3 separate regions of the Homo sapiens genome follow, and all the other regions are linked to region 3. A link is a loop called in an ENCODE intact Hi-C map of the cell type or tissue named here. Cell type or tissue: CD14-positive monocyte. All regions are shown on one strand. Links, peaks and the distances in the headings refer to the core of each region. The heading gives the core; the rest is flanking DNA. Region 1 overlaps PRKAG2 (protein kinase AMP-activated non-catalytic subunit gamma 2). Region 2 holds the start of PRKAG2-AS2 (PRKAG2 antisense RNA 2). Region 3 has its middle 33 kb from the start of GALNTL5.

Evidence for each region. A loop is a pair of places that touch in the nucleus more often than their neighbours do. Peaks named below come from ENCODE experiments on the same cell type or tissue, not always from the same donor. Only the 100,000 strongest peaks of a DNase experiment are listed, where the experiment ranks them.
Region 1: a loop joins it to region 3, with 2.6 times the contacts of the local background. A loop is called at or near these places in 10 of 110 quality-filtered maps.
Region 2: it touches region 3 in a loop (2.0-fold over the local background); 5 of 110 quality-filtered maps call a loop at or near these places.

What each region holds. Positions count from the first base shown.
Region 1 is chr7:151,846,561-151,856,575 of GRCh38, forward strand. The region is part of intron 1 of PRKAG2 (protein kinase AMP-activated non-catalytic subunit gamma 2); the gene reads right to left. Among named protein-coding and RNA genes, the nearest start is that of PRKAG2-AS1, 25 kb to the right of the region's middle. RefSeq lists enhancers at 7,401-7,921, 7,922-8,442. In CD14-positive monocyte, for the core only: a CTCF peak has its summit at 4,143; DNase peaks (open chromatin) are centred at 1,441, 4,291, 4,741, 5,411 and 1 weaker place; H3K4me3 peaks cover 2,118 bases; H3K27ac peaks cover 5,482 bases.
Region 2 is chr7:151,804,091-151,814,105 of GRCh38, forward strand. The region is part of intron 1 of PRKAG2 (protein kinase AMP-activated non-catalytic subunit gamma 2); the gene reads right to left. It overlaps PRKAG2-AS2 (PRKAG2 antisense RNA 2), which reads left to right and starts at 2,248. Exons shown (of 3, transcript NR_171033.1): 1 at 2,248-2,946; 2 at 3,282-3,545; 3 at 5,159-6,730. In CD14-positive monocyte, for the core only: a CTCF peak has its summit at 4,928; DNase peaks (open chromatin) are centred at 2,231, 3,071, 3,921 and 5,011; H3K4me3 peaks cover 2,871 bases; H3K27ac peaks cover 4,675 bases.
Region 3 is chr7:151,918,847-151,928,861 of GRCh38, forward strand. No RefSeq gene overlaps it. Among named protein-coding and RNA genes, the nearest start is that of GALNTL5, 33 kb to the right of the region's middle. RefSeq lists an enhancer at 6,937-7,236. In CD14-positive monocyte, for the core only: no CTCF peak of the experiment used is centred there; DNase peaks (open chromatin) are centred at 1,875, 4,505, 4,945, 7,105 and 2 weaker places; H3K4me3 peaks cover 4,156 bases; H3K27ac peaks cover 7,960 bases.

The DNA.
Region 1 (10,015 bases), core at 748-8,747, 72 kb before region 3:
ATCCCACAACGCCACCTCTGTTTCTGAGGGACACCGTAACTTAGGACGCTGGCAGGAGGTGGTATATGAGACCCTTTGTGCATGTATGTCTGTATGTGTAGGTGTGTATGCGTGTGCATGTGGATGAGTGTTTGGACGTGTAGATAAAGTGAGTATTCTTCTGGTTATCTTTGTATCTTTGTAAAATGAATCCCCCTCTTATAACCACCATAGGGCTTCATAAATGCCATGTCCTACAGTATTCTTCTGTAGTTGGATTCTAGGACGTTTGCATGACTGTTCTAAAAAGCTTGGTCATATTTGAAGAGGAGGACAGTCCACTAACACGCACAGCTGGGAATGAGATCCAGTTTTGCAAAGGGATTTGTGTTTTAATGACACAAATGTGAGTCCTCATCTGCTTCTTAAACTGTCAGCAAGATCACCAAGGCTGTTACTAATGTAAGTGTGTATGGGGGTAAGCGGCTGGGTGAGGGACTGCTAGGTAAATGCTCTCGGCCTTGTACCTGTGCAAAGCCCATGCTTGACGGGGGATGCCCGAGAGGGAAATGGTTCTGGAATCTCCCAGTGAAACCGCCTGGACTTTGCAGGAAGACTGCAGCCTTAGGCTGGGGTCCCTGATGTCTAGTGTTATTCTGGGTACACAGCAGTGTCCACACAGCAGATACCAGCTTAACTGTGTGGCCGAGATGGTACAGTGAAGAATATTCCTCTTGGCCAAGCATCCAAAGGGAGCCCCTGAGCTGCCGGTAATTTTCCTCTGGCCAAGGGTTAGCAGGCTGGGGCGACAGGAGCCTACTGAGAGTGAATTAGGCAGGTGGCTCTTAGCTGACTTTTCCTTCTATGATCAGCTCTGTTCCTTTTCTCAAGCCACATCCTCACGGACGCTGGCCTTGAGCTCTTGTCCCCGAGCCTCTCTCTCTAGGAACTTGTCCTTCCCACAGGACATCGACACCTGAGACCCTGTGAAGCACCCCACTGAGGCTGTACCCCCTGGCCTTCCCAGCCCCATCACTCATCCTGGGGCACTGCTCATCTTCTGAAGGCTCAGAGCCCTTTTCCTTCCAACACGACGATGAGCTAACCTGGTATATAACCACGCGGCAAAGCACCGACAAGCTCCGCTGGGGCTGCTCCAGCCCTTGCTCCCAGCCTGGGCACCTGAGTCTTTCGAACTGGCTCTTTCTTCCAGACACAATGCTTCTGTCCTCTGGGGTTTCAGGTGTAGAGAAAAGGAGGCCACCCTGTGAGGTTGGCGCCCGGAAGCATCCGTTTAGGCAGGTGAAGCTGGCAGCTCACACGGGCTCCCCGGAGCAGACTGGGGGTGTCTTTCCCCAGCTCCATTAACTGAGGCCATGTGGAAATCTTCCATGGTGGGAACATTTACACCACAGCAGTCAGGAAACACTATGAATCAGAGCTGCTTTTCTAAAGAGTCAGTTGCTAAAGAGTGCCCGTGGCCCAGCGGCTTTTAAACTACGCCACCCCTCCCTCCTGCACTGTGAAGTCAGATTGCAGAGACGAGGCTGAGGACTTCAGCTTTCAGGATGGGAGCAGATGAAACCTTTGGATAAATACTGCTATGGTTTGAATGTTTGTGCCTCCTACAAAATTCATGCTGAAACTTAATCCCTCATGCAACAATATTAAGAAGTGGGCTTGGGGGTGGTTAGGTCATGAGGACAGGGCCCTCAGAAATGGGTTACTACTCTTAGAAAAGAGCTGGAAGGAACCAGTGAGGCCTACTTTTGTCCATGTGAAGTCACAGTGTGCAAGGTGCCACCTTGGAAGCAGAGACCAGGCCCTCACCCAACACCGAACCTCCTGGCACCACCCTCGTCTCGGACTTTCCAGCCTCCAGAACTGGAAATAAATTTCTATTCTTCAGAAATCACCCAGTCTCGGGTATTTTGTTATAGCAGTACAAACAGATGAAGAAAATACTGCATGTCTTTTTTTTTTTTTTTTTTTTTTTTTTTTTGAGATGGAGCTTCGCTCTTGTTGCCCAGGCTGGAGGGCAGTGGCGCAATCTTGGCTCATTGCAACCTCCACCTCCCATGTTCAAGCAATTCTCCTGCCTCAGCCTCCTGAGTAGCTGGGATTACAGGCCCCCGCCACCACCCCTGGCTAATTTTCATATTCTTAGCAGAGACAGGGTTTCACCATGTTGGCCAGGCTGGTCTCAAACTCCTGACCTCAGGTGATCTTCCTGCCTCGGCCTCCCAAAGTGCTGGGATCACAGGCGTGAGCCACCGCACCCAGCCTACTGCATGTCTTTTGATCTACCTAAAAATAAGAAAATGATAATAAGGATAATAAATAACTTTAAAAATTAAATTGGACTTCCGTCAGCAGACATCATCTCATTTGATCTTCACAGCCCGCAGGTGAGGAGAGTTGGGGAGGCCAGCCACCGAGCCGTACGGGTTGGCTCAGGCAGGCCCAGGACCTGGGTACTGCTCCACGGTTCCTCTCCCAATGGCTCCTGCAGGGTGTTCTGAACGAAAATGGGTTCCCATTTAGGAAGTTCTTTGTGATCCTGGAATACAGGGGCGTGGTGGAGACCTCGAGAATTCTAACCGTGTTGGGGAAACGAAGACGCAGAGGCAGTGCCCCCTGCCTGGCAGGCCGCAGGCCCTGAGACACAGGCTGCCTGGGGAAAGGGGCCTCCGATGCACCGTGCTTTGGAGAAAGTTTCTGGCAGGGCCCTGCTCCCTCCCACACGGGGCGGTCTGGCCATGCCAGCTAGGCTCTGTTTTCTGGAACTTGGCCCTTCCCTTCCGCAGGAGTCCAAGCGATGTCAGGATGATGGTGGGGAAGTTCTTAGTCAAGAATCTCCGTGCCTCAGTTTCTCCATGTCCCTATTAGTCTCTGTGTCTAGATGGACAGGAGACCAAAGGATGGAGGGTGACAAGAAACACCAAGTCCTGCTGTATTCATTTCTGGCGGCTGCTGTAACAACATACACACACGGGGTCTTAGAACAACAGAAACGGATTCTCTCAGAGTTCTGCAGGCCTGAAGTCCAAGATCAAGGGGTGGGCAGGGCCGCGCCCTCTCTGAAGCCTGTGGGGGACCCTTCCGTGCCTCTTCCTAGTTCTGAGGGTCACTGGCTCTCCCTGGGGATCCTTGGTAGCCACCAGCGCACTCCTGTCTCGGCCTCTGCTGTCCCATGGCCTGCTCCCCACGGGCCTGTGTCTTCCATCTTCTTGGGAGGCTGCAGTTATGCTGGATTAAGGGCCCACCCTGCTCTAGGATGACCTCATCTTCGCTAAGTACATCTGCCAGAGACGCCATATCCACACAAGGTCACATTTACAGGTGCTGGGGGTTAGGACCTCTCTATATATTTTGGGGGACATAATTCAATCCGTGCCACTTGTGCATGCTGGGCGTGTTCCCACCTGGGGAAGCTGCTCCTGCCCAGCCCGCAGCACGTTTGCCATTTTCCGGAGCGTGCTGTAGCTAGGCACAGAGAGGCTCTGCTGGGCTGCAGGGGGAGCGAGACACACCAGGGAGGCTGAGAACCCACACCGCCTAAACCGAGGGGCCGTGCACACAGGTGGCTCAGTGTCTGCAGAAAGAAGCGGGAGGGGGGTGCAGGGGAACCGTAGCACCAATTACCCATAGTGGGCACATCAAATGATTACACAGGGACAGTGGGTGTGAACCGGGTGGGCCCAGGAGAAACCTGGAGGTACAGTCCCCTCACCTAGAACGCTTCTTGAGTGTTTAATGGAAAGACGCCTGTCCAGAAGGTTTCTCCTGGAAGGAGGGATCAAATCTGTCTAAGCTCCGAAGTAACCCTGCTCAGCTAATAGGTTATTTCCTCATCTTAGAAAGGAAGAAATGAACAGGAGGCAGAAGGGCAACCTGTCCCATGCTCTGCCTCGAAGCACACGTCATCTGGTGGGCAGCCCTGCCATTGTGGAGGTGGGCAAACCGAGGTTCAGAGATGGCATTGGCCATGCTCATCAAAGCAGCCCAAGCTCACACTCAGCCAAGGAGCCCCGAGCCTGGATTGGAACCCAGATGGACCAATTCCAAAATCCTCAAGTTCTACACTCCTTCCCGCCTGCCCCACCTCCATCGTCCTGTGTCCAGGAACATGGCCCTTGTGCCCCACCAGCATCCACCCGCCCCACCGGCTTCTGCCAGAGGGAGGAGTCAGAGGTGAGAGTCTGGTGCTCTGAGCGCTGCCTCGCAGTTGTGCAAATCAGTTCAGCTCAGTGAGTTTTAATTCAGTGTCTACTTTGATGCTGAAGATCTAGTCCCTCCCCCCACAGTCACTGATGGTGTCACTGAAAGCCGAGTCTGACAACACGGAATAAGAAGTCCTCGATGAGCCGCCGCAATGTGACCTTAGGCCAGTCACTTGAGCTCCAAGGCACGGCCCACAGGGGTACCCCTGCTCCCCAACCCGCAAATGGGTGGTGAGACCTGAGGGACTCTCAAATTCCTCCAGCGATCCCGCCGTCTCTGTGCCTGGCCCTCTTTATCTGGGATCGAGCCACTCACACCCTTGCTGCCATCTAACTTTTCTTAATGGCCTGGTAGGGAAATATCACAAAACAAACACACACAACTCAAAGAAAAAAGAAACGTCGCCCATGCCAGAGTTCAGCGTGGCTCTGACATTACATTGGTGCCTCTTGCTGGGAGAGGCCAAAACCACAACTTTCCGGAACTGGAGTGAGCTTTCCTGCCATGAGAGCTCACTGGAGCATTTTGCTAAGAACGGGTTTTCCCAGTTTGAGACTGGCGAGTTTGGGGCCTCTGGCAAAAAAAAAAAAGAAAAAAAAAAATCACTTCTGCTTTTGCCAAGCAGCTTCCCTTTTTCTGGAAACTGCCCGATCCCCACCTCGCTGTGGGCAACTCTGCCAGCAACAGCTACTCCTGGCTGGCCCAGGCTGGTGCGGGGATCTGAGACGTGGAGTCGCAATGGCCAGTGTGGGCAAGCAGCTCTTGTGAAGTTGGCCACGCACGTCTCTCCAGAGTCGGCTACAGATGGAAATTTCCATATGCCCCTGTTCAGCCAAAATCACAGGCTTTTGGTTTCATTATCATTGTCAAACCATTAACCACTAACCCCTGGCACCTAGGGGAGAGCGCTCCTGGGGCCCCACTCTGCATGCTGGTGAGCTCGAATGTCTTAGAAGTGGATGCTTCTGGAAGGAAGGATGGGAAGCCTCCCTCCTCATGGGTCCCCCTCCACAGCTCACGTCCAAAATGCCTTACTCTGTATCATCATCGTCTATGAAATGTGCACGTCCTCACTCCCATCACTGCTAAAACACTGCTCAGACTCAACTTCCCCAGGGGAGTTCACAGGAGAGGGAGCCGGGGCTTCCTGCTCTGGTGAAGGGCTTCCCTCCACTCCCTCTCAGCTGGAGGGCAGGGGGCAGTGAGGGGAGGAGCAAGACTGAAAACGGGTGGCAAGCTCTCGCCTGTCCCGTGCCTGCTCCGTCCCATGTCTGGAAGAATGCCAGCCTCAAAGCAAACCCTCAACAGTGCTGCTTACTGAGTGACAGGACGGACGCACAGGAACCCAGGCTCCTACGCAAGCCTGTGCCCTGTGTAAGGTGCCAGCTCAGACCGAGGCACTGGTCGGGGGTCCCTGGGGCTAGGGGGGACAGAACCCTCAAGAATGTAAGCCCTGGCGGGGCACAGAAACTCGTGCCTGTAATCCCAGCACTTTGGGAGGTGGGCAGATCACCTGAGGTCAGGAGTTCAAGACCAGCCTGGCCAACATGGCGAAACCCCGTCTTTACTGAAAATACAAAAATTAACCGGGCATGGTAGCACACGCATGTAATCCCAGATACTCGGGAGGCTGAGGCAGGAGAATTGCTTGAACCCAGGGGGTGGAGGTTGCAGTGAGTCAAGATCGCACCACTGCACTCCAGCCTGGGCGACAGAGTGAGACTCCATCTCAAAAAAAGAAAGTAAACCCTACGAGGGCAGCAGCCTCATGTGCCCTCCACTGCTACATCCTCAGTGTAGACCACAGACCTGTAGGGGGGCATGTGGTAAGCACCCCATTGTTAATGGGGCCCTGAGAAGCCACAGGACAGGCTGAGACCATATGAAGAACCGCCCCAGGACCACAGAGATGCCAACCCCACACGCCTGAGGGTCCTATAGGAACACAATGACCTGGAAGTGCTCCCATCCTACAGAGAGACCGGAGAGGCCAGGGGTGTGCACGGAGCTTCTGCCCAGAGCCCTGCACTCCACGAGAATTAGCTTAGATCTTGACCTCCTCCTCCCTCCCTGGGGCCCCGCCTCTCTCCTATCTCACAGCCTGCACGGCCCCATAAGGGGTCAGGAGGGAAGAATACCTGCTCTTTCATATGTGACCCACCTGGCAGGGCCGCAGCTCAACGGGCAACCCCAGGACTGGCTGTTGCAGCTTGGACTAAATTTAATTTCACCCTCCAAAGGTAGGGGCGGCTGCCTTGAATGGATTCCAAGGATTCCAAGGGTAAACCTAGTGTCTCTGGACTCAGCCCTAAGTCACTTTTTACTGTGTCCCTCGGAGAGCTCGGGACCCAGGAGATGCTACAACACTTGCTCTTAAACTTTTTAAAAGTAGGTGACGATTGTGACAAGGCCAACAAGGACTGGATGCGTGAGTGTGCTGTCCCATAGGCGCAGCACCCTGGAGGAGGAGGAGGGGCTGCAGCTGGGTCGACACAGCAAGATTCCAGAAAAGAGAGGAGAAAGTCGGTTTCAGAAAAGGGGAAAAAAGTCAAAATGACAGGTTTGTCAGAAAAATAACTTACATTCTGAAAACTCAGCTGCTTAAAAATAATTTACGTATATGTTTTTCAGATGACAATTTTGACAATTTTATATGGTTGATGGGTCAGATATTACGTTGAACTCTGTGAGATGATCATTTTTGAGGTTAGAAAATAGTCAAATATGGCTCACGCCTGTAATCCCAGCAATTTGGGAGGCCAAGGTGGGTGGATCACGAGGTCAGGAGATTGAGACCATCTTGGCTAACACAGTGAAATGCCAGCTCTACTAAAAAATACAAGAAAATTAGCCAGGCGTGGTGGCGGGTGCCTGTAGTCCCAGCTACTCCGGAGGCTGAGGCAGGAGAATGGCGTGAACCCGGGAGGTGGAGCTTGCAGTGAGCTGAGATCATGCCACTGCAGTCCAGCCTGGGCAACACAGTGAGACTCCGTCTCAAAAAAAAAAAAAAAAAAAGTCAAATATTGGCTATTCCACGCAGTTTAACCTAATATTATCACCTGCTCTTCACTGCTGAGGAACCTGGGCACAGGCTGAGAAAGGATGATTTGGGCTCAAAATAAGACCTTCTGACCCCAAACCGAGGCTCCTCCTATGAAATCATGCTGCTTCCCACCGAAAAACCAAAAACAAATAGAATCCAGGCCCCCTTTATTCTACAGACAAGGATAACCTTGGTGTTGAGGTCAGGCCTGTCCACCCGCTGGGGACAGCTGGGTCATTCACCAGCAGCCCAAAGGCAAAGCCCACTCCTGTCACCCCAGCCAGCCCTTGCTCTGCAGTGCCAGCAGGCAGTGCCCATCACGGGCCAGAGAGAAGAAGCCTCCACCCCGACTGCTGTTGTTTATTTCTCTAAAAAATCACATTAGAAATGAGCCTCCAAGGAGCTTGACTTGAACCTGGAACTTTCTAAAATGCAGAGTATCTATGCATCTCTATCTACATGCATGCCTCCCTTCCCCCCACACACATGCACACACACGAACACACGTGCACATGCACACACACGTGTGCACACATAACCCTTCTGGACTTAGCAGCACACGGACCAGCTGGATGCTTGTGGGGCCTGAGGGTGGACAGCTCCTCCACGCCATCAGGGCTGCTGTCTGAGACCTGCCCCCAAGAGCCTCTGGCCAGGACGCAGCCTTCCCCCACACATCACAGGCACAGGGAGGCATTTGGAGCGCCCGAGGATAGGGCTGTGTGACATCCCTGGCAAGGGCCAGGCAGCGGGAATCCAGCCGCCAAACTCGAGGGCCTCATGGAATGCTAATGGCTACGGACAGCACTGCCACAGGCTTGAGTGACATCACCTCAGTTTGCACAATTGGGCTGAGACTGGAGCTCAGCCTTCCTGGCTCCCACTCCTTGAGCTCAGGGCATGAGTACGGCCACAGAATCAGGGTGCCTGGTCCTTAGGGCGCGCCTCCTGTGATTCTCACACAACGGCCTCAAGAAGGGAGGCAGCGGGGGAGTCACGGAAGGAGGGCTCAGTCAAAGAAAGGACACATCTGAGCAGAGGGATGGCCTCGCAGCCCAGTTCCAGGATGGCTGAGGGCTCCATACTCCAGGGCTGGAGCTGGGGAAAGCACACACACCACTTTACACACACACCACCCTCCACCACTCTCCACATACCACCCTCCACACACACCATGCTCCACACACACCATGCTCCACACACACCACCCTCCACACACACCATGCTCCACACACACCGCCCTCCACACACACCATCCTCCACACACACCATCCTCCACACACACCATCCTCCACACACACCACCCTACACACACACCATCCTCCACACACACCACCCTACACACACACCATCCTCCACACACACCACCCTCCACACACACCACCCTCCACACACACCACCCTCCACACACACCACGCTCCACACACACCGCCCTCCACACACACCACCCTCCACACACACCACCCTCCACACACACCACCCTCCACACACCACCCTCCACACACACCACCCTCCCACACACCGCCCTCCACACACACCATGCTCCACACACACCGCCCTCCACACACACCGCCCTCCACACACACCATCCACACACCACCCTCCACATACACCATGCTCCACACACACCGCCCTCCACACACACCATCCTCCACACACACCATGCTCCACACACCACCCTCCACACACCACCCTCCACACACACCGCCCTCCACACACCGCCCTCCACACACACCACTTTACACACACGCCACCCTCCACACACCACCCTACACACACACCACCCTCCACACACGCCACCCTCCACACACACCACACTCCACACACCACCTTCCACACATACCACTGCAGACACTGGGATGTTTTTGCCAAGCAGAGAGGCTGCAGGCAGAGAGGCATGGGCTGTGCCATAGGGGAAAAGTGGGTGGGTGGGGGCAGGCAGAGGGGTGGGGGCGGCAGGAACCACAGGGATGGGTAGAGGCTCAGAGCCACACCTGCTCCAGACCATATGGACCTCACAGATGAGTCTGTGTCCTCGCTTAGGCGAAAGCTGAGCTCCATGATGCTATGTGCACCCTGTCTCCATTTCCAAAAGGATGCTTGCAATGCAGTTACATAAAATACCTTGAAAGGAGGAAAAACAGTAGCCACAGGAAGATAAAGTAAGGCGGTCTCTGGAGAGAGGTTAAGACACAAAAACCCGTAAGTCCTACACACTCGCCAGACACAGGCCACACATTCTGCCCTTGGGGTTTCTCCAGCAAATGAAGAAAGAAGATTTCTTAAAAATTATAGCATACTCAAGTTTGCTACATGGCATATCATGGCAAACCTACATAGGGTATCATTTAATTCTCATGGCCACCTGCAGGCAGGTATTCTTATTGCTGTTTCACTAACAAAGCAACTTAGGTTCAGGGCCATCAGGGAGCCTGTCCAAGGTCACACAGCCAATGAGAGGTGTGGCAGGAGGGAAACCAGGTCCCCAAAGTCCTGGCTCCCCGTGGCGATCTTTCCAAGGCCCGCGCAGCCGAGGACGCAAGCACAGGTGCCACGAGCACGCTGGAGTGGCCCCGAGGCGGGCCCCTGCGGAGGCTTGCAGCTCCCTGGAAGGTATTTTGCCTTCTTCATTGCCCCAAATTAGGATGTAGGGGGAGACGAAAAGACGTCCTGCAGGGAAGGGCGTGGATTTTGGAGACAGCCACACCGGGTTCAATTGGCCTCGCCGTGGCCCTTAGGCAAACAACTCATTCTATCTGAGCCTCCGTT
Region 2 (10,015 bases), core at 1,467-9,466, 110 kb before region 3:
CAAATATGAAGGCTGTTCCCTGTCTCTTATCTGTTTTGCTCGTGTCTTACTGCCTCGCCTATCTGGGAGATCTTTCAATATCAGCACGTAGGGATTTGGGGGTATCCACGTCATATGCTTTTGTCTGGAATGCTCTAGTTTAACCAGTCCCCTGTAGGTGACGCAGGCTGCTTTCAATCTTTGGCAATTACAGAGAATTAATACAATAAAAACTTGGTCCATACTTCATATTTCCAGCATAAGTTCCCAGAAGTGTGGCTGCTGCTTGCAGGTCAGTGCATTTATTATTTCTGCCACGTGCAGACAGGGGGAAGGGCCCCTTATAAAACCAACAGATCTCGTGAGAACTCACTATCACAGAACAGCATGGGGGAAACCACCCCCATGATTGAATTACCTCCACCTGCTCTCTCCCTTGACATGTGGGAATTACAATTCAAGAGGAGATTTGGGTGGGGACACGGATGTCACCACGAGCCCTCCTCAGCATTGGACAGTTTGCTCTCCTAACTATGATGTAGGAGAGTCTATTTCCCGCACTGACTCACCAACAGGCTATTTTGTTCAACACCTGGACTTTTGCTGGGTTGGTAAGACGTGGCATCTGTGTAACCCAAATTGACATTTGTTTTCTTTATTCCGTGGTGTTCCATCGCGGCACAGAGTCGGCACTTGAGGTGGCATCCTGTGGAACTGCTTCTCAAACTGCACGTAGGACATAGGTCATAAAATCCACTCAGGACACACAGGTTTTGTTGCGGCTGCTGTTCATAGAACAAAACCAGAGCTCCAGGAGTTTTCTGGGATGTCTATATCCAATAGGTCATGATGTGAAGTTCCTCGCCGTGGCTCACTGTCAAAGTCTGAAAGCCGCTGCGGAAGTGGCTCAACGCATGGCAGGCACAGGGGCTCCATGGGGTAAGTAGCCCACAGGACAGCCACTAGGAATGTGGTCCCTCCCTGCATACATGTGCTGTCTCCTGTTGAGTGGGCGAATCTGTTCCTCCATCCTTGAGTTGGGGCAGCTGTGCTCAACAGAAATGCAGCAGAAACCACACCACCTGACTTCTGGGTTAGGTGAGAAGGAACCTCGCAGTTCCTCCTGGATCTCTTGTAATGTCTGCCGCGGGTGAAACCAGCTGCCACGTTAGGAATCTGCACCAAGACCACCATGTTATGAGGAAGCTCAAGCCAGCCACGTGGAGAGGCTGCACGGATGGAGAAACAGCTGCACGGCCAGCCCCAGGGAGTGATGTGAGAGTGAAGGAGCCTCTAGGATGTGCCAGGCTCAGCTGCCACCTGACTTTTCAAATAGGAGGAACCCCCAGTGAGAACTCAGCTGAGCCAGATGACTCCTAAATCCATGAAAGATGATTTCAAATCATATTTTTAAGTTTTGGGGTGGTTTGTTATGTAGCAATAGGTGATCTTGTGACTATGTAACCCTGGGAAAGTTACTTCATTTCTCTGTTTTTTAATCTAAAAACTGGGAATCATGGGAGTTCCTACTGGAAAATGAGTTAACATATAGAAGTATAGAACCACATATGAGTTAACAAAGACATGGCTGTGATGCCTGGGACTCATTTGGAAAACATGAGTTATCACTTTAAAATGCTTCACTGAGTTTAGAGGCAATATACTATGATTACTGAACCCAGGGACACTACAGATTCTTCCTTCTCAGAGCTTTGATGAGAGGAAAGAGGCAGATTCCACCTTACCTTCAGGTTTGCCAAGATCCTTCCCCAACGTACAAGTGAAAGGGAGCTCAGGAAGGCAGAATGAAGGGACACATCAAATCCTTGGTGACAAAGTTTAGGACAGGCTGGGCACAGTGGCTCACGCCTATAGTCCAAGCATTTTGGGAGGCCAAGGCAGGCTGATCACCTGAGGTCAGGAGTTCTAGACCAGCCTGGCCAAACCTGTCTCTACTAAAAATACAAAAATTAGCTGGGCGTGGTGGTGGCCGCCTGTAGTCCCAGCTACTCAGGAGGCTGAAGCAGGAGAATCGCTTGAACCCGGGAAGCGGAGGTTGCAGTGAGCCAGGATCCCACCACTGCACCCCAGCTTGGGCGACAGAGCGAGACTCCGTCTCAACAACTATGACAACAACAAACAGTTTGGGACAGAGAAAAATCCCTGTAAACTTCAAGCCTTTTGGGGTGCTCTTGGGTGAACTCCTAAATTGCTCAAGGGCTAACTTCCTCATTTATTATTAAAAGAAAAAAGAAAAAGGCAGAGGCCAGTGGTGAAGGCTGGCGATTTCTGGTCTAGGGTGAGAGATAACAGAAAGTAACAATGGAGGCTCTCGCAGTGCTCGCAGGCACTCAAGGAACGGAAAGGAAATTGCACATTTCACCCGTGACTGCATAGGCAAACGAGAACAGCAAGTCTCTGCTTTCAGCTGGAATGTTATCAACTTCGGTCACGCTGATTATCTCAGGCTGATCAGGAAGGCTGGTACCAGGAGTGAGTGACTAAATGAAGAAATTACTAATTAACAAATGCTTGGGTGGACAATCCTTCAAAATTTAGGATCAATGGGAGGAGACAGAAGGAGTCTTGGGAGGATTTTTAAAATATGCCAGAGCTGGCTGGGTACAGTGGCTCACACCTGTAACCTGAGGACTTTGAGGTGGAGACGGGCAGACCACCTGAGCTCAGGAGCTCAAGACCAGCCTGGGCAACATGGCAAAACCCTGTCTCTACTAACACTATAAAAAGTTAGCTGGGCGTGTTGGTGCATGCTGTAGTCCCAGCTACTCAGGAGGCTGAGCCACGAGAATCGCTTGAACCTGGGAGATGGAGGTTGAAGTGAGCCAAGATCGCACCATTGCACTCCAGCCTGGGGAAAAAAAAAAGCCAGGCCTCCTAATGTACTCATTTAAACATCACTTGTGTCCACCTGGGTTCAGAATTGCGCTGGACATGGGATACACAAAGGTAAGACATGGACCCACCCTCAAGTCTGAAGGTGGAGGTGGGGAAGGGCAGAGGCTGTAAAGGGTCAGAGGGACCTTGTGGAGTGGTGGAAATGTTCCAGATCACACTGTGGCGGTGGTCACATGACTGTGCACACTTACGACAACCCATCTAATTGTATACTGTCAGTCAAAGGGCATTATATGTAAATCACACCTCAATAAAGCTGACCAAAAAGTGGCCAGTCAGCCACCAGCAGACCCATGGGATAGGGGAAGAAAAACAAGCAATCTACAGAACGTGGGAAAATGCCTATATTAAGAATCCTGGAATACTCCATGTGCTTTTTCATGCAGCGGGAGTGGAATTTTCAGGAAGCAGCTGTGCTGTGGGTGACGGTCATACTTTATTCTCTAAAACTCTCCAGTTTCAATTGGCCTCTTGGTGCCAAAGCACCATGGCGTGTTACACCTATCAGATCGGGCACACTGCCCCTTCTTCCCAACCTACGAGCTGAAATGGCCAGCACTGCGCCTTCCAGAACCCAGCGTAGATGCACAGCTGCCACGGAGGTAGGAAGAATGATTCGTTTGCCACCAAAAGCCCAGTTTCTCCAACAGGTAAGTCCCAGCAGGGTGCGATGTCCCAAACCTACACAACCGTTTCCACTGCCTATTCCCGGGCCCCTCACTTGGGTCAAGGCAGCATTTCAGAGGAAGCCAGGAGCGAGAACTCGTGCATCCGAACCCTTCTCTGACTTGGCGGGTTATTGGATTAGCTACTCTCAGAAGACCCAAAAGGCATAGGGGAGAGAAGAGATAAATCTGGATGCGGTGGAGACAACGGCCAAACAGAAAAACCGCTTGGAGAATAAAAGTCGGGGGAAGCCTGTAGTGGGGACGCTAGACTCAAGGGAAGGCTCTGGAGGAAGGAAGAGGCTAAAGGCATAGTTTCGTAACCCCTCCCTACAAACTACCCCCTTTCCCTCTGCCCAAGTGAGCACAGGGACCGCCCCGCAGCAAGACGACGGCAGATATTTAAAATGTGAGGAACCCCGGCCACAGCGGGCGGGGCTCCCCACCCATCACCTAGTGTCCTCACTCACTGCACTCCAGACTTTGTCAAAGTGGTGGCAGCTGAGTCCAGCACCAGAGATTGGTGATGCTCGGGTTGATTTCATTGTCAAGTGCATCTGGCAGGACTCTAGTTTGTCGACAGTATTCCAGACAAGGTGTAGCTGGCTGAACCGCAGTGCCTCGGCATTTGGGACCATTGAAAAATACTCTGGATTCTTTTTTTTTCTTTTGCAATTGCACAAGGATTTACTTATCTCTCTTCATGGGTGAAACTGATTTGGGGGGAAACTGCTAGACTCAATGACCAGTTGGACTGTAGGCAAGAAGGCCCATGATTTTGTTCCTCAGATAAAAGAGCAGCAGGGAAACAGGAGGCCTCTCTCCTGCAAAGCTGGTCCAAAGTGCACACAAGGCATGGCTGAGCGCCTGGTGATGCACAGTCAGCAGACGGGCGAGACCCAGGAACGTGTACTGTAACAAGAGAGTCTAGTGCAGGTTGTTGGGGGGGCTTGAGGCTATCCGCTGACATCTTTTCTCCCCAGTCAGGAGACAGTAGGGGAGATGGTTCTCATAGATCAAGTCGGGCTTTGAGAAGGAAGGTGAACAGGAGAAAAAAAAAAATAGAGGCCTCAGAAAGCCCCTCCCTCCCAAGTCTCTCCTCACAGGCGAACCACGACAGATGGCTGCGCGGCCTGAGGGCCGGCCTCCAGGCAGCCAGGGAGGAGCAGCTGCAAGTCCTGCAGTCTGTGAGACCCCCGAAGGGTCTGGGCCAGCATCCAAGGCTAAAGCCTTGGCTATCCTAACGCCGCAGTGGGGCACTTAAAGCTCCTCACGCCCAAGCCCAGGCCTGGTGGGAGCACGGTTCTCTCCCGCGCTCCCCCTCCTCCCCACTCCACGGCCACCCTTCCTTCCAATCGTCCCCCTGGAGTTCGTGTTGGAAGATGCCAGTGAGCACGTCTCAGGGCTCTACGCCTTGCACGGATGAGTATGGGGTGACTCAGAGGGAAGGGGTGGTGGCAGATGCCTGCAGCTGGCTCCCAGCCAGGTTTGGCCATCCTGCGTAAATGCCTGCCTTGGGTCTTGGCCTAATACTAAGGGCAAATCCCAAGAGGGGTGAGTGGGCTTCTGGAATCTGAGCAATTCTGCTTTCAAAACAGGTGAATCCCTAGGCCAGCCCGGCCCCTTCCCACACACCCCTACCCCGAGACGGGTGCAGAATCAGCAGCGGGGATCATCCAGAGACTCTCGCAGTCCACGGCAGGTGTCGGAGTGGGCCTCATTCCAGAGTTGTGGTGGCCGCTCCACCTGGCGAGCTTCGAGGGGACTCCGGCAGGCGCTCGCTGTGGGGTCCTCCCACCAGTCTTCTCAGCACAGGAACGGTGCCTTCACATTGGTCTTCCGGGGCTTAAAAGCATATCATTCCTGCTTGCTCTTCAGATGCAAACTCCCCCTCCAAGGATACCTCCAGGTTCCCTGCCAGCTCACTTGACTCACATGGCAATGGTCACCGGGCTGCCTGAGCCCAAATCAAGCACCGTTTATTAGGGGGAAGCTCCGTTATCCAGAAAGCTCATCTTTGAAGAGCTACCCATTTCCTGCCAAAGTTGTGGCGGGAAGGCCTTAGGTACTAGAAAACCTTGGGGAATGGCAATTAAAGGATTATCATTCTTACTTATTTGTTTGGATAAGCAGCAATCACCCTTCGGATGCTTATTGGTGAGAATATTTCTAAAAGTGTCCTGCACATTTCCCTGCTTTGATGAATGGAACGGCAGGGCAGGATTTAACTGTCTGATGGCTACGGTTTTGGGAAAGTGCCAGAACCTCCACGTCAGCCACCCCAGAGCCACAGGCAGGGTATGAGCCACAGCAATGGGCCCCAAGAAAGAGCCCCACACCCACCATGGTCCACGGAAGACGCTGCTTACTGGCCCCGGGTTACCTGGAGTCATGTGCATTCTCCTTACATCAAGTGAAGATAATATTTTGTTTCCTTCCCACTTTTTCTCTAACACAAGCCACCCCAGTTCTCCCTTCTGACAACAGGCAAGTGGACCCTAGTAGACCTTCCAGAAAAGCCTTAGAGAGCACCCCCAAATGCTCACATTTGTCAGCTGTAATTCCACCCTCAGTTAAAACCTGATTCTCAATGTGACTTGGCCAACGCAGCTTGCAAAGCAAGAACGTCTTCATCTAAGGTTGAAAACATCAGTTGTTTGGGTTGTGAGAAAAGAAAAGCCCACAAGGTTTCCGAGGCTTGGTGCTGTTTCTCACTGTCCTCAGCTCCTGATTCTGCAGCTGGTTCTCTCTCCAAGCACTAGCAAAACCCTGCCCTAGGAGCCCCCAGACTCTGAGAGCCCATGACCAAAAAGAAAAGGAAAGCCAAGTTGGGGAAGAACAGGGGCCCCCAACTCCACAGCCCTCCACTCTGCCCAGAGGGCCCACCCTGGGCTGCCTGGAACCCCCTAAAGTTGCCACCCCCGCAACACAGTAGTGGGGCAGTTCCTGGCAGCGCCTGCAGCCCATGGGCTGGCTCTGTACCCGCAGCCCCGCCAAGCGTCTGTTATCTTATTTACTGGAATCTGCACAGCCAGGCTCTAGCTCACCGGTGACTAAGGAGCTGCAGCCATTATTACCAGGCAGATGGCAGACTCCCTAAAAGCAGACATTAAACAATAAAATGCCACCACATACCTTGCCCACAAAATAAAATCAAAACAAACACCTAAGTCTGGCTTTGCTTTTCTTCTGCTCTCTCCCTACCTCCCCTGGGTCAGAGCACAGGGGGAGAGGTGCACGGGGCACCGAGAAGGAAATTTACGATCGAGGAAGACCATACGGACATGCCCAGTGACCTTCAGAAGGTGGCAGTAGCAGAACCACCATGGGACCCCAGGTGGCGGAGAGGGCAGACCCTGTCCATGTGTGACAGGTGGGGCAGAACCACCAGCTAGGACAGGTGGGATTGGAAGAACAAAGGAACGACAGGGACCCTGCAGAACCCACAGCCCTCTCGCCTCAGTCGCCTGATGAATAGTCAAAGTGCTAAGACCTGGAGAATTCCATCAAAAACTCAGTTGCTCCCACTGCTTTGGAAGGTGTTCTGCTGGGCTCTGCCAGGACAGGCCACGGCTGACGGCTCACCTGAAGAGAGGGACCTGCTATTTATGAAGCATCTATTATGTGCTGGCAGCTGCCCCTTACTCCTGCAAGGCAGGTACTGTCTCCATTCTTAGAAGAAAAATCAGGCTCAGGAGAAGGAAATAATTTGCCCGTGGTAGCCAGGGGGTGAACAGCAGAATGCTCTGCCAGGCCCAGGCCACGAGGCCTCTGGGGTGAAGAAGGAACACCCCCCAGTTCTTGGGCATCAGGTGCTTGTGATTCCATTCTATTTTTCTCTTAACTCATAATTCAGTAATTGAGGCTAGAGCTTTGCCATCTCACATTAAACCCTTTTAGGACTCCAGGGCCTTAACTCACACTTGTGGGAAGGATGTTTGGTTCAGGCCAATGAAAGGCTTGGCTGGAAAGCCCACAAAGCTGACAGGTGTGCAGGGCTGATGACAGGTCAGTGCACTGTCCCACTGGTGCCGGGCTGCTGAGGCTTCAGGACAAGCCTGCCCACTAGGAAGGGAGGGAAGGTATTGAGCCTTGAACGAGCCACTTACCTGTAGGTCCAACCTAGGTTTCCTGCTACGTCACCAGCCCCCAACAAGAGCTAAAGGTAGGTTTTCACTACCGGACATTCACCATGTGGCTCATAAGTACAGTTGGAGGGACAACTTTGGAGTTGTCCGAGGGCCCGAGTTTGAGCTCTAGTTTGCCATTTACTGGTTATGCAATCTCAGTAAATTATTCAAATTCATGGAGCCTCAATTTCCTTGTGTAAAAGGGAAATCTCCCAGGATCATCATGAAAATTATAATAATTAACATTCATGAAACTGCCACACATGGTGCCAGATGCCTAATAATCAATCAATCAATATTTACCAAAATATGCAATACAGACAGCTAACAGCAGTGTAAGAGGTAACGTAGAGACAGATCCTTCTAAGAAATTAAGACCCCTACCTGACTGCATTAGGAGTCATCAATTGAATCTACCGACAAGAATTGAACACAATTTAATACAAAGTAATGCATAAAACAAAAGTACAGGCATTCACCTTCATTAGGCCTGGGCTGAGTCTGAGAGGAGGTAAGGGGGTTTGTTAGAAGGGGGTGTGGTGAGACTGGTCTGTGGGGCATCTCTGGGGAGGAGAGACCTGAATACTTTTAAAGGAAGAAAAAGATCTATAGTTTGAAAGAGCGCTGTGAAGGAGTTGGATAAATCCAAGATGGATTCCATTAGTTAACAGCTGAGCTGAAAGAAGAACACAAAATTAGAAGCCGCAGTTCCAGGGACCCCTGGTTATCCAACACTATGAAGTGAGGAGGTCAAGACCAAGCATCTTCCTCTTGTTGGAAAGGCCAATGCCTGGGACACAGGACTCAAGAGTTTGTTTTGCTAAAGTGCTGATGTTTAATTTCACCCTGGGACAGGACCTGAAGAGAAGCCAGAGCTGGGTAACAAACACGAAGACCAGGCTTAGGGACTGGGTCCACCCAACCTCAGTCCACCAGCCTCCGTTCCCCTCCACCACCCACCCCACTCCCAGCTTCAAAAGAACAGGCTGGACCGCAGGACACCTGGCTTCTCTTTCCAGCTGAATCCCTTTGTGACTTTAGGCAAAGAAGATTAAATATTTTAGATTTTCAATTATGTTCACTGAATTTAACCACTGAACCCTCAGTTTCCTCATTATAAGCGTGTGTCTCTCAAGGCCTACTACTGCTGGGCTGAAAAAAAAAAAACCACACACACACACCTGAGATTTATCTAGTCCTTGGAAGTTTCCATGCAAGTTGGGGAAGCAGCTGGAAGGTGAGAAACCCCCAGACCTAAGAGGCCCACAGTGAGGCCCCTCGGGTGAGTCGGAGCCTGCCCAGGGTGTGTGGAGCCCCAGGGTGCCGGCTCACTCTGACTGCGTCCCAGGGAGCTTCCCCCTCTCACTTACTCTCAACTATTCACACCTAGCAGTCCCCGAATTCTCGATTTATGTTTTGGGGCCTCCTGCCTGCATCCTGGTTGTATCCCTAGGCCTCTCCCCATCTTCCAACACCTACAATCCGTAACGCCATCAACGCTGGATTCCCTGCTAGCCCAGCCTTCTTCAATTGTTTACTATCACCTTTGCTCTCCACCTGGGTTGAAAATTCAGATGCACAGAATCAAGCCTCCCCCCAGGAGGGGGGTCAAGCGACCCCCAGGTCACTCCTAATCACCAGCACTCAAGGACCCCGAATCACAGACTTGAAGCAGACAGACAGCCTCTGGCTTACGGAAGGCGATTGTAAGGAAAAAAAAAAAAAAGGACATGGCTTACTCAAAGTGCCATGCATCAATGTCACAGAAGGGCGACAAGAGGGATGCTGGGTGAGCTCCGAATCTAGTACTTTCCAGCCTGCAGCTCTACTTGTTGCTGCAAATTCACTCAACAGTCAGGGCTTCTGGTTCTCAGCCTCCCCCTCCTCCTCTCCACCAGACAGCGGTGACAGCCCACGGTTCAGCCACTGAGGAGGCCATCTACGATCTTCTCTTCCTTCCCTTCCTCTCTCCCCCACTCCCCTCCCATCTGCTGCTTCTTTGGATTCCCCACAACTTCAGCAAGCAAGTAAGCGTTGGGCTCCACGCTCCGCAGGAGGCCAAGATACCCTTCAATGTATATGGGGTCAAGAGAGTCCCCAGAAAACTGTGGGCCATCCCCAAAGCCCCCACATCATCCCCAGTCTTTTCTGTTTGGGCCAAAGGTAATAAGTGATGACTCAGGAAGGGCAAGGCCAGGCAAAGAATGACAACTTCGCTAAGATTTCAGCTCCAGTAAGGGAAGTTCAAGCCAGGGTGGGAAGGCAGGGAGGAGACCCTGTACCCAGGACCCAGTGTGTGAGGCAGCTCTGCTCAGCCTGGCAGGG
Region 3 (10,015 bases), core at 929-8,928:
TGAACCACAGCTGCCTTCGCCTCTTCCCACCCTCTGAGCCTCAGTTTCCTAATCTGTCCAATGGAGATAACAGAATCATACCACAAAATGCTGCTTTGGGATTCAAAAGAAAACAATAGATGTGAAAACAACCTGTAAATTGTAAACTCCGATAAAGCCGGGCATACATAGCAGCGTGCACCTATGGTCCCAGCTACTCAGGAAGCTGAGGAAGGAGGATTACTTGACCTCAAAGGTTTAGGCTGCAGTGAGCTATGCTGGGGCCACTCCAGCCTGGGTGACAGAGAGAGATTCTGTCTCTAAAAATAAAAACAAAGAAATAAAAGTGTGAAGAGAATAGCTGTTACTGTCCAAAGAGGTGCTGGATGAATGTTCGCCACCGGGACACATTGGCAGCACTTCTTCAGGAGATTTTTTCTTTTTTCTTTTTCTTTTTTTTTGAGACAGAGCCTTGCTCTGTCACCCAGGCTGGAGTGCAGTGGCCTGATCTCATCTTGCTGCAAGCTCTGCCTCCTGGGTTCAAGCGATTCTCCTGCCTCAGCCTCCCAAGTAGCTGAGATCATAGGCATGCACCAGCATGGCTGGTTAATTTTTGTATTTTTGGTAGAGATGGGGTTTCGCCATGTTGACCTCGCTGGTCTTGAACTCCTGACTTCAGGTGATCTGTCCGCCTCAGCCTCCCAAAGTGCTGGAATTACAGGCATGAGCCACCGCTCCTGGCCTCAGGAGTTTATCTAAATAGGAGAGCTGCACTTTGTCTCTTTTCCCCCAGTGGGACAGGAGCATAGTCTCCCACATGGGCCCTCAGAACCAGCTTAACCCAGGCAAGAGTCAGCGGGAAGGCCAGGCTGGTAGTGGGGAGAGCAGGAAGCAGCAGTACAGGGCCGCTGTCCTTTGGCAAGTACATGCCTTTCACCCCTGGGGTCAGGAGAGGCCCACTCCGATTTCCTCCGCAGAGCAGCCACCGCAGCAGCTGCATGTGGGATGCCCTGTATGTGAGGAGTCCAAGCAGAAGCTGGGACACAGGAAGTTGTCCAGGTGAGAGACGATGGTCCAGGCCAGGGCTGATGGGGACCTGCACTGAGGTTCTAGCTTTATATAGTGGCTGGGCACGGTGACTCACACCTGTAATCCCAGCAGTTTCGGAGGCCAAGGCAAGTGAATCACTCGAGTCCAGGAGTTCAAGACCAGCCTAGACAACATGGTGAAACCCCGTCGCTACAAAAAATAACTCAATTAGCTGGGTTTGGTGCCGTGCACCTGCAGTTCCAGCTACTTGGAAGGCTGCGGTGGAAGGATCGCTTGAGCATGGGAGGTCAAGTCTTCAGTGAGCTGTGACTGGGGGACTATACTCCAGCCTGGGTGACAGAGTGAGACCCTGTCTCAAAAAGAAAAATAAAAAGGTGATAGAGCGAAAGTACGAGAGAACATGATGAGTTTTGCCTGAGAAACTGCGTGGGTTTTATTTACTGAGCAGGGAGAAGGCTTGCAGGGGGCAGATGTAGGGGCATTCAGTAGTTCTCTTTGGGCCATGGTAAGTTTGAGGCGCCTTTTGATATCCAAAGGATGATGCTGAGCAAATGGTTTGTAGTCCTGCCTGGAACTCAGATACAAGGAAAGCAGTGAAGTTATGTATTTTCAGTATCATCAGTGCAGAGATGGTAGAAGTCAAAGGATTACTGTGTTGGTTTCTTGTGACTGTCATAGCAGAGTGCACAAATTGGGTGATGTAAAGCAACAGCTGCTTATGCTGTCAAAATTCTGGAGGCTGGAAGTCCAGCATTGGGTGTCAGCAGGAGCACCCCCTCTCCGGAAGCTCTAGAAGAGAATCTTTCCCAGCCTCTTTCAACTTCTGGTCCATCTTTTGCATCACTGGAAGTCCTCAGCCTGCAGTTGCATCACTCCATCTCTGCCTCTGTCATCAGATGGCCTTTTCACCTCTATCTATGTCCAAATCTCCCTCCTATAAGAAGACACCAGTCATTGGATGAGGGTCTACCCTGCTCCAGTATGACCTCATCTTAACCTGCTTAAATGTACAAAGACCCTATTTCCAAATAAGGTTGTGGTGGACAGGAACCTTGGAAGGACACTATTCAATCCTGAACAATTACCTAGGGAAGGGGTATAGACAGAGATGAAACCCAAGAACAGGACGTTGAGGTCGCAATGTTTAGAGGACAGAGAGAGAAGGAGCTCCCTGGTGACACAGGTAGGATGTCAGTGGGACTGAGGTCCGGAAGATGGCAAGCCCTGTTTTTTTTTTTTTTTTTTGAGATAGAGTCTCGGTCTGTCACCTAGGCTGGAGTACAGTGGCTACAGTGGCGCAGTCTTGGCTCACTGCATCCTCCACCACCCAGGTTGAAGCAATTCTCCTGCCTCAGCCTCCCAAGCAGCTGGGACTATGGACACAAGCCACCACACTCAGCTAATTTTTGTATTTTTCATAGAGACGAGGTTCCACCATGTTGGCCAGGCTGGTCTTGAACTCCTGACCTCAAGTGATCTGCCCGCCTCAGCCTCCCAAAGTGTTGGGACTACAGGTATGAGCCACCGCACCCAGCCTGATAGCACATATTTTATCTGTCAGCTTTGGTGAAGTCATCAACTGAGAGCTGGGAAACATGGCTCGGTCGAGTGCCCATTCGAAACCGATTTGGAAGGTTCTCCAGCCATGTCCAGCACCTAATGTAGCGTGAGAAATGGCTGGGCTCGATCATCATTGAGGCTATATGTCAGAGGGAGAAATGAGCAAGGGAGGTTAGGGGGTTCGCAAAGCAGCAGTCAGAATGAAACTGGGGTTTGAGGGGGCAGGAGGTGAGAGCGGGGAATGCTGGGGAGTGGGAAGATGTGGGCTGGGGAGGAGAGCCTCATCCAGGTGGGGGAATGGTTGACGTGGGAGTGCAGAGCGAGTGAGCCAGGAGGACAAAAGGCGGCGGCAGCGGATGCTGGGAATTGAGGTTTCAGAGGTAGTACAGGGCTTGGTTATAACAAAATCTAGTGTCAGCCATGTGAACGGGTGGCTGAGGCTGGTGGAGCTGAAGAATAGGAATCATAAGGCTGAGGCAGCACACAGGACTCCAGGGGGAAACTGTTCTCCTGCAAGAAAACATGTGGCTTGCTTGACTTCCACTCCCAACTCCAAATGGTAGGAAATAAAAGGCAAAGGAAAGAAAGTCAACTTTCATTGCCAGGACTTGAGGGCCAAGATCCCTGAGGCAAGGGAAGCCGGCCTGTTGTCTGTCCACCATCCAGGCTCCCAGGCATTGGCTAAGTCCTTCCTGCACACAATGGTGAGAGGCCAAGAAACCAAGAAGAGGGCAGCTGCAAAGAGGCCACACAGAGCTTCCGGCAGCCTCCCAGTGCTAGAAGGACCAGAGCCTGGAATTCTGGACCTGCCTGGGAGGAGGGGCCCAGGAAACACCTAAACTTACTTTCAGGAAGGGCCAACTGGAAATTGACTATCCCTCAGAGAGTTTGAAATTCAACTTGAAATGGGAATGAAGGAGCTAGACACTAACAGAAAGAAAAGTTTAACAGAAATAGGGACTGAGGTGGGAGAATCACCTGAGCCCGGGAGGTCGAGGCTGCAGTGAGCCGAGATTGCGCCACTGCACTCTAGCCTGGGCAACTGGAGTGACACCCTGTCTCCAAAAATAAAAAATAAATAAATATAAAAGAAACAGGGGTTCCAATAATTTACTAATTGTTATCACAGAACCAGTGAAAATTGGTGAGGCCCCGCCAACTCTTCATCTTAAGCTGGCAGCAGTTTCACTTGTTTTATTATGATTATTCAGCTTGAAATATAAAAACTTGTCACTGGATAAGATTTCGTCAGGTGCATCAAGACTTTTCCAAGAAGCACATTTGTTAAATATTGAACAATTAAAAATCTGTAGGAATTCGTCCAGGCACAGTGGCTCACGCCTGTAATCCCAACAATTTGGGAGGCGGAGGTGGGCAGATCATGAGGTCAGGAGTTCGAGATCACTCTGGCCAACATGGTGAAACCGTTTCTAATAAAAATACAAAAATTAGCCGGGTGAGGTGGCGGGTGCCTGTAAGCCCAGCTACTCGGTAGGCTGAGGCAGGAGAATTGCTTGAACCCAGGAGGCGGAGGCTGCAGTGAGCAAAGATCATGCCACTGCACTCCAGCCTGGGCAACAGAGCAAGACTCTCAGAAAAAAAAAAAAAAAAGAATCTGCAGGAATTCGAGGTGAATCTGAGATGTGCGTTTGTCTTGGTTCTGGAAGTCTTCGGTCACAGCTTCAGCTCCCTGTCTCCTGCTGGTGCCGCTGCCCTTTGGTTTCTCTCCATTATAATCTTGCACTTTTCTTAATAGAGCACTTAGCTTGACCTTCTTTTCTGGCATTTTTCCCTTTTCTATCTCAACACAATTGCCTAACATATTCTTGGGTAATAATGCTACTGAAAAAGGGAAGAGAATAATAGCGACAGAGCTTTGAGGATTAGAAACACGGGGCTAAACCTGTAAGAACCCGTGCCCCTGTTACGCAAAGAGGGAACCGAGAGGCAGAGATATTAGGGAACGTGCTCTGAAAACCTGGGAAGTATAGGAGTGAAGCCCGACCTCTTTCACTTGCAGCCTGCTGCCTCAACACCAAGCTAGGGTGGCACATTCTGGCACTTTCATCGGCACCCTGGGGTGTACATCAAAGATGAGAGAAATTCACGCCCTTGGGCCAGGATCCAGCCTTCACTTGCTGTCTTGTTATTCGTTCATTTTCTTATGTTCCGCAAATATTTATTAAGTGCCTATTCTGTGCCAGGCATTGTTAGGAGCTGGGCTACAGAGACAAAGGAACTCAAGGGCAAGACAGTCTAGGAGGAAGGCAGACAAACAGACAGCAGACAATTACAATGCCAAGTGGCAAGTCTGTGGGGAAAGGGAGGACGTGGTGTTCTACAGCAGACCATTACCAAACCGAAAGACGTCAGGGTGAAACTTGGAAATGACCCAACTGCTAAATAAGAGAACAGCTCATTGTCATGACCCCATAGAAGAATGTTAATCAGCCATTTAATTTCTGGAGACATGAAAATGGTGGTCCCAAAATGATGCTCCTTGAAAATGGCTGGCTGTGGAACAGAATCTACATCTGAGACCCCTTACATTTTTTATAAACCAAAATTCTGCTGAAGGTCGTTAGATGTGCTGAATACCTTCTGTTTGCAGATTCATGAGCTGCCTCAACGGGCACCTTGACCTCTGGCTTCTGGTGGGCTTGGACCAGTGGATGGCACCCCTGGGCCACTGGACCGAGGGAGGAGGAGAATAGAAGTTGGGAATGTGTCCTCCCCGTTCCCTCCCTGCGGTGGCCTCAGTGCTACTGGGTACCCTGGCCACTGCTGGCAGGTCCTACAGGCTCTGGGAGCTGCTTCCTTCACCTCTTCAGGCCGAGGGAGCCGAGGTGCCTTGCTGTCACCAGCTCCAGGACTCTGCACCATCCTCTGGGGCTCCCTACACTCGTAAATAGTCCCTTTATTAATCTCTCCTCAAATTACGTAAATTATGGGTGCCAACTATCTCCTCCTGGACCCCTGGTGAATAGACACCTGGTTTGTGTGGGTCATTTTTGTTGTTCTCTCATGCGTGTTGCCAGCTTTGTATAGTGGTCACCTTTGGGGGTACGTGGCCAACTCATGACCCCTCATCTTCTCTGAGAACTGTCCCCCAAATCGCAGGGGTGGGCCCAGCACCCATGTTTGCACCAAGTGCCTGTAACGGATTGGGCTGGAGTGGAGATCAAAGGTCAACCAGGCCAGCCAGCTGCCCTCTCCTAGGTGCTCGGTCAAGACTGGAGAAAGCCCAGCCAGTCTTGGTGGACGGACGTCCTGTGAACAAAGAAAGAGGAAAAGCCAGTCTGCAGAGGGATTAAAGGGACGGCCTCGGACCTTTGGACCCTTGTTTTGTGAGAGGCACATTTACAAGTTTTTTTAATCCAAATTAAGATAATAGCATACATATTGTTCTGCCATCAGTTTTACAACTCGCTATAGTGAGAACAGTCTTCCTTATCATGAAATAGGCTTTTACAACATGATTTTTAATGACTGCAAGATTTTTGTTGTATGGCTATTATCATGATTTACATCTAGAACCTTGTCCAGGATTAAAATCAATTGTATTGGTCTATATTTTGTTGAAACACCTGCCTCTTTTGGAACTCAGGACCACAGTTGCTTGTCTTTAGTTTTCCTGCACTTTTGCTGTTTTCCAGCGTTCTCTATTTTATTTTATTTATTTATTTTTTTGAGACAGAGTCTCACTCTGTTGCCCAGGCTGGTAGTGCAGTGGCACAATCTTGGCTCAACACAACCTCCGCCTCCAGGGTTCAAGCAGTTCTCAGGCCTCAGCCTCCCAAGTAGCAGGACTACAAGGTGTGCGCCACCATGCTCAGCTGATTTTTGTATTTTCAGTAGAGACAGGTTTCACCGTGTTGGCCAGGCTAGTCTCAAATTCCTGACTTCAAGTGATCCACCTGCCTCAGCCTCCCAAAGTGCTGGAATTACAGGCATGAGCCACCACATCCGGCCTCCTGCATTCTTTAAAGCGCCTCATACATCCATCAGTGTCTTCTGTACATCGTACTTCCTTCATGCTCTGAAATCGAATTCGTTCAAATCAGATGGTCACATGACCTCCTCAATAAAAATTAACATGGATTGAGTGTAGCTCTGTTCTAGGTCTGAGCTATCTCATTAATTGTCACAACGTCATCTCGTTTGCCCTTCAGATGGCCTGTGGGCTTGTTTTTATTTTCTCCGCTTAGTGCCGGACACCATCTTGGAGGACGAGTGTGGGTTTCCTGCGTTAAAGCAGCCGGCCGGGCAGAGCTGAGCAAACCCCAGGACTTCCGACTCAGAATCTACACAGAACACAGCCTCCCTCGGACTGATGTTTGCTCTGCCCTTCACAGTTTGAAGATAATGATCCTGGATAGAATAGAAGCCAAATAAGAGTTCAGCAGCTCTGTGTTTTCATCTGTTTAATGTCACCATCTGTCCCAAGCGGGGAGCCTCTTCTTTCTTGTTCCTGTTTTTCTGAGCATGACTAAAATCTATTTTAAAAGTTGACTCAGCATGACTTGCAAGCCTTCGTTCAGGATGGTTCTTAGCTTTTGTGACACGGTTTAGCCTCTGCCCCTCTTTTCTGTATGTCCTGGGTTATGATCAGTTTAGCAGCAGGGAAGAATCTGGGTTTGAAGTTTGGCTGACCTGAATTTGAATTGTGAATCTTGGCAATAGACCAGTCAGCAGCTATGTGAACTCAAGTGACTCCATCTTCCTGAGCCTCTGCCTCCTTGAGTGACAACCACCACCCCTGCCGTGCTCCATGTCCCTGTGCGGCTCCTCCCACTCTGCATCCGGGCTGGCCCTGTGCCTCGCTTTGCCAACAGAAAGCGCCAGAATGATGCTGTGCCACTCCCAGTCTAGGCCACGAGAAAACCTGGTGGCTTCTACTTTTGTACTTTGGGAAGCTCTGCACCATTGAGGAAGAAGTCTGTCTGCCCTGCTTCTCCACCTCCAGGTGAAAACGCTACATGGAGAGGTGTGTAGAAGAGGGAGAGGCCCAGCCATCCCCAAATCCCAGCACAACCTGACCTTCCACCTGTCCCTGCCAGGGCCCCAGACCCGAGTGAGCAGTGCAGGCCAGTCCCCAGGTGGCCGCAGCCTCAGTGGACACCACGTGGGACAGAAGACTGTCCCACTGAATCTAGTCAACCCTCAGAATCCTGGGGCGAACTGAATGGCTCTCTTTAACCACTGAGATTTGGGATGGTTTGTACACAGCAACAGGTACCCAAACATTGTTAAATGGGAGGAAAAACCAAGGCTTATAGCGTTTAGCAAGGTGCCTGGCACACGACAAGACGGGAGCTACTCTTATTTGACTTTGTCAAAACTGTGCTGGGTTGAATGCTCCTTTGAGACTAATTCCTTGAACACACACTTTGTTTTTTGGGTTTTTTTGTTTTGTTTTGGTTTGGTTTGGTTTTTTGTTTGAGATGGAGGCTCACTCTCTCGCCCAGGCTGGAATGCAGTGGCACGATCTTGACTCACTGCAACTTCCACCTCCCAGGTTCAAGCAATTCTTCTGCCTCAGCCTCCCAAGTAGCTGGGATTACAGGCACCTGCCACAATACCTGGCTAATTTTTGCATTTTTAGTAGAGATGGGGTTTCACCATGTTGGCCAGGCTGGCCTTGAACCCTTGACTTCATGTGATCCGCCCACTTTGGCCTCCAAAACTGCTGGGATTACAGGCGTGAGCGACCGTGCTTGGCCCTTGAACACACATTTTGGACAGGAAAGTCTTGCGTAATCTCAGAATCATCCTCTATCTCCCCGTGGCACCATGGCCAGAAGGGAGTTGTTCTCCATTCAGTCTCCACTCTAAGATATTACACTGGCAGCCAGGGAGGTTCAAGGTGGATCAGGGCCTGAACCCACTGCCATAACAGTGTCCTTTTGACATCTCTGTTGCCTTCTAAATCAGTGCTGGGGTTCCCACAGTTCCATGACCTATAACAGGGAGTTTCTTGTGGGCTGCGAGCCCCTAGGAAGATGACCCTCTCTGGTGAGACCAGCTTCCTTCCCCACAGCTTGCCTTGCCTGTGCAGAAGGAGTGAGGCAGAGGGTCTGCAGGCTCTACTCGCCCCCTTGCTTCACAAAGTATTTCCACCTGTATTCGTGAAGTTGACTGCTCCATCACCTGAGGTCTGCGTAAGGAGAAGGTGGAGCTGGGACTGCAGTCTGGCTTGGCCAGGGCTACTCCAGAAGTAGTGACAAGCACAGAGGCTCACCCAGGAAGGTGCTGGGGTGCTGCTGTCCATCCGGTGACACTGGATAACATTTGATTCTGAGCCCGTGTCACCTCCCTGGAACTGTCCCGACATGCAGGAGTCACGATAAACCATACTGTAGTCATGTTAAATTATTTGATCATTATAAAGATAAAACTCTTCTTTTGCAGTCATAGTTTGCAATTGACAGCTATTTTCATAGTTAAAACATCACTTTCTTAAATGATTAACACCATACGTTGCGACTTTGGTGCACTGTGTTGGAGTGATGGTCTGTTTTACCTTTCACGAGCTAATGAGAGAAGAACAGCGTAACATGTACATGAAGGTTTGCAGCAAGTAAAGTCCAATGATATTAACATCACTGAGCAAACGCAGGTTTCCCAGCAGTTTGGATACTTTAACGTGAAGATAAAGTGAAAACGACAGTAAGAAAGCCTAAGTTATGGTCAGACCATGCTTGAAATTGCACAAATGCATCATTTCCAGCATTCATTTGCTTTCCTTCCACAGCCTATGCTGAACTGAGATTTTTTTTTGTCTTTCTGCTGGGATTAATAACCAATTTTAATTTCTATTCCTGAGCCTGGCAGTATTAAACTAGGTATTTTTTAATGTAGATAACAACATCACCCTATTGCTAACTCTATTTGAGCAATGGTTTTACAGTGTGTAATGCTATCTCACTTAAATTGACATTTCAGGTTGCTTGGTAGCAGGATCTGGTTAAATACAAGGGTTGATGAATGTAAACCAGCTAACAAAGCCCTTACGTTAATCATGACATTTTGCAAAATACACTGATATGAAAAGACATTATCTATATTATTATTAAAGCTAAAAATACTAAAGCAGATTAAACATTAAACCAGACCTATGACTGCATTATTTTTTCCCTGTTAAAACAAACTTTAGAGATTGTATTTCAGCCAAAGAGCCTCATCCCTCACATTAAATTATTATACTCTACAGGGATTTGAGGTTTCGTTTGTACATATGTTTTCCTAGTTAAGTACAAGGAGTTCAACCTTTCACATACTTAAAGTACTTTGCATTTGTGTATTTAAAGTACTATTGCAATAAAAATAATGTAAATTTACACCAGAGGTGCATTTCTGAGCTGGGGCAAAGTGGTCATCTACAGGAGGGGTGGGGCGTGGAGGGAAATGGCAGAGGGGAGGGACG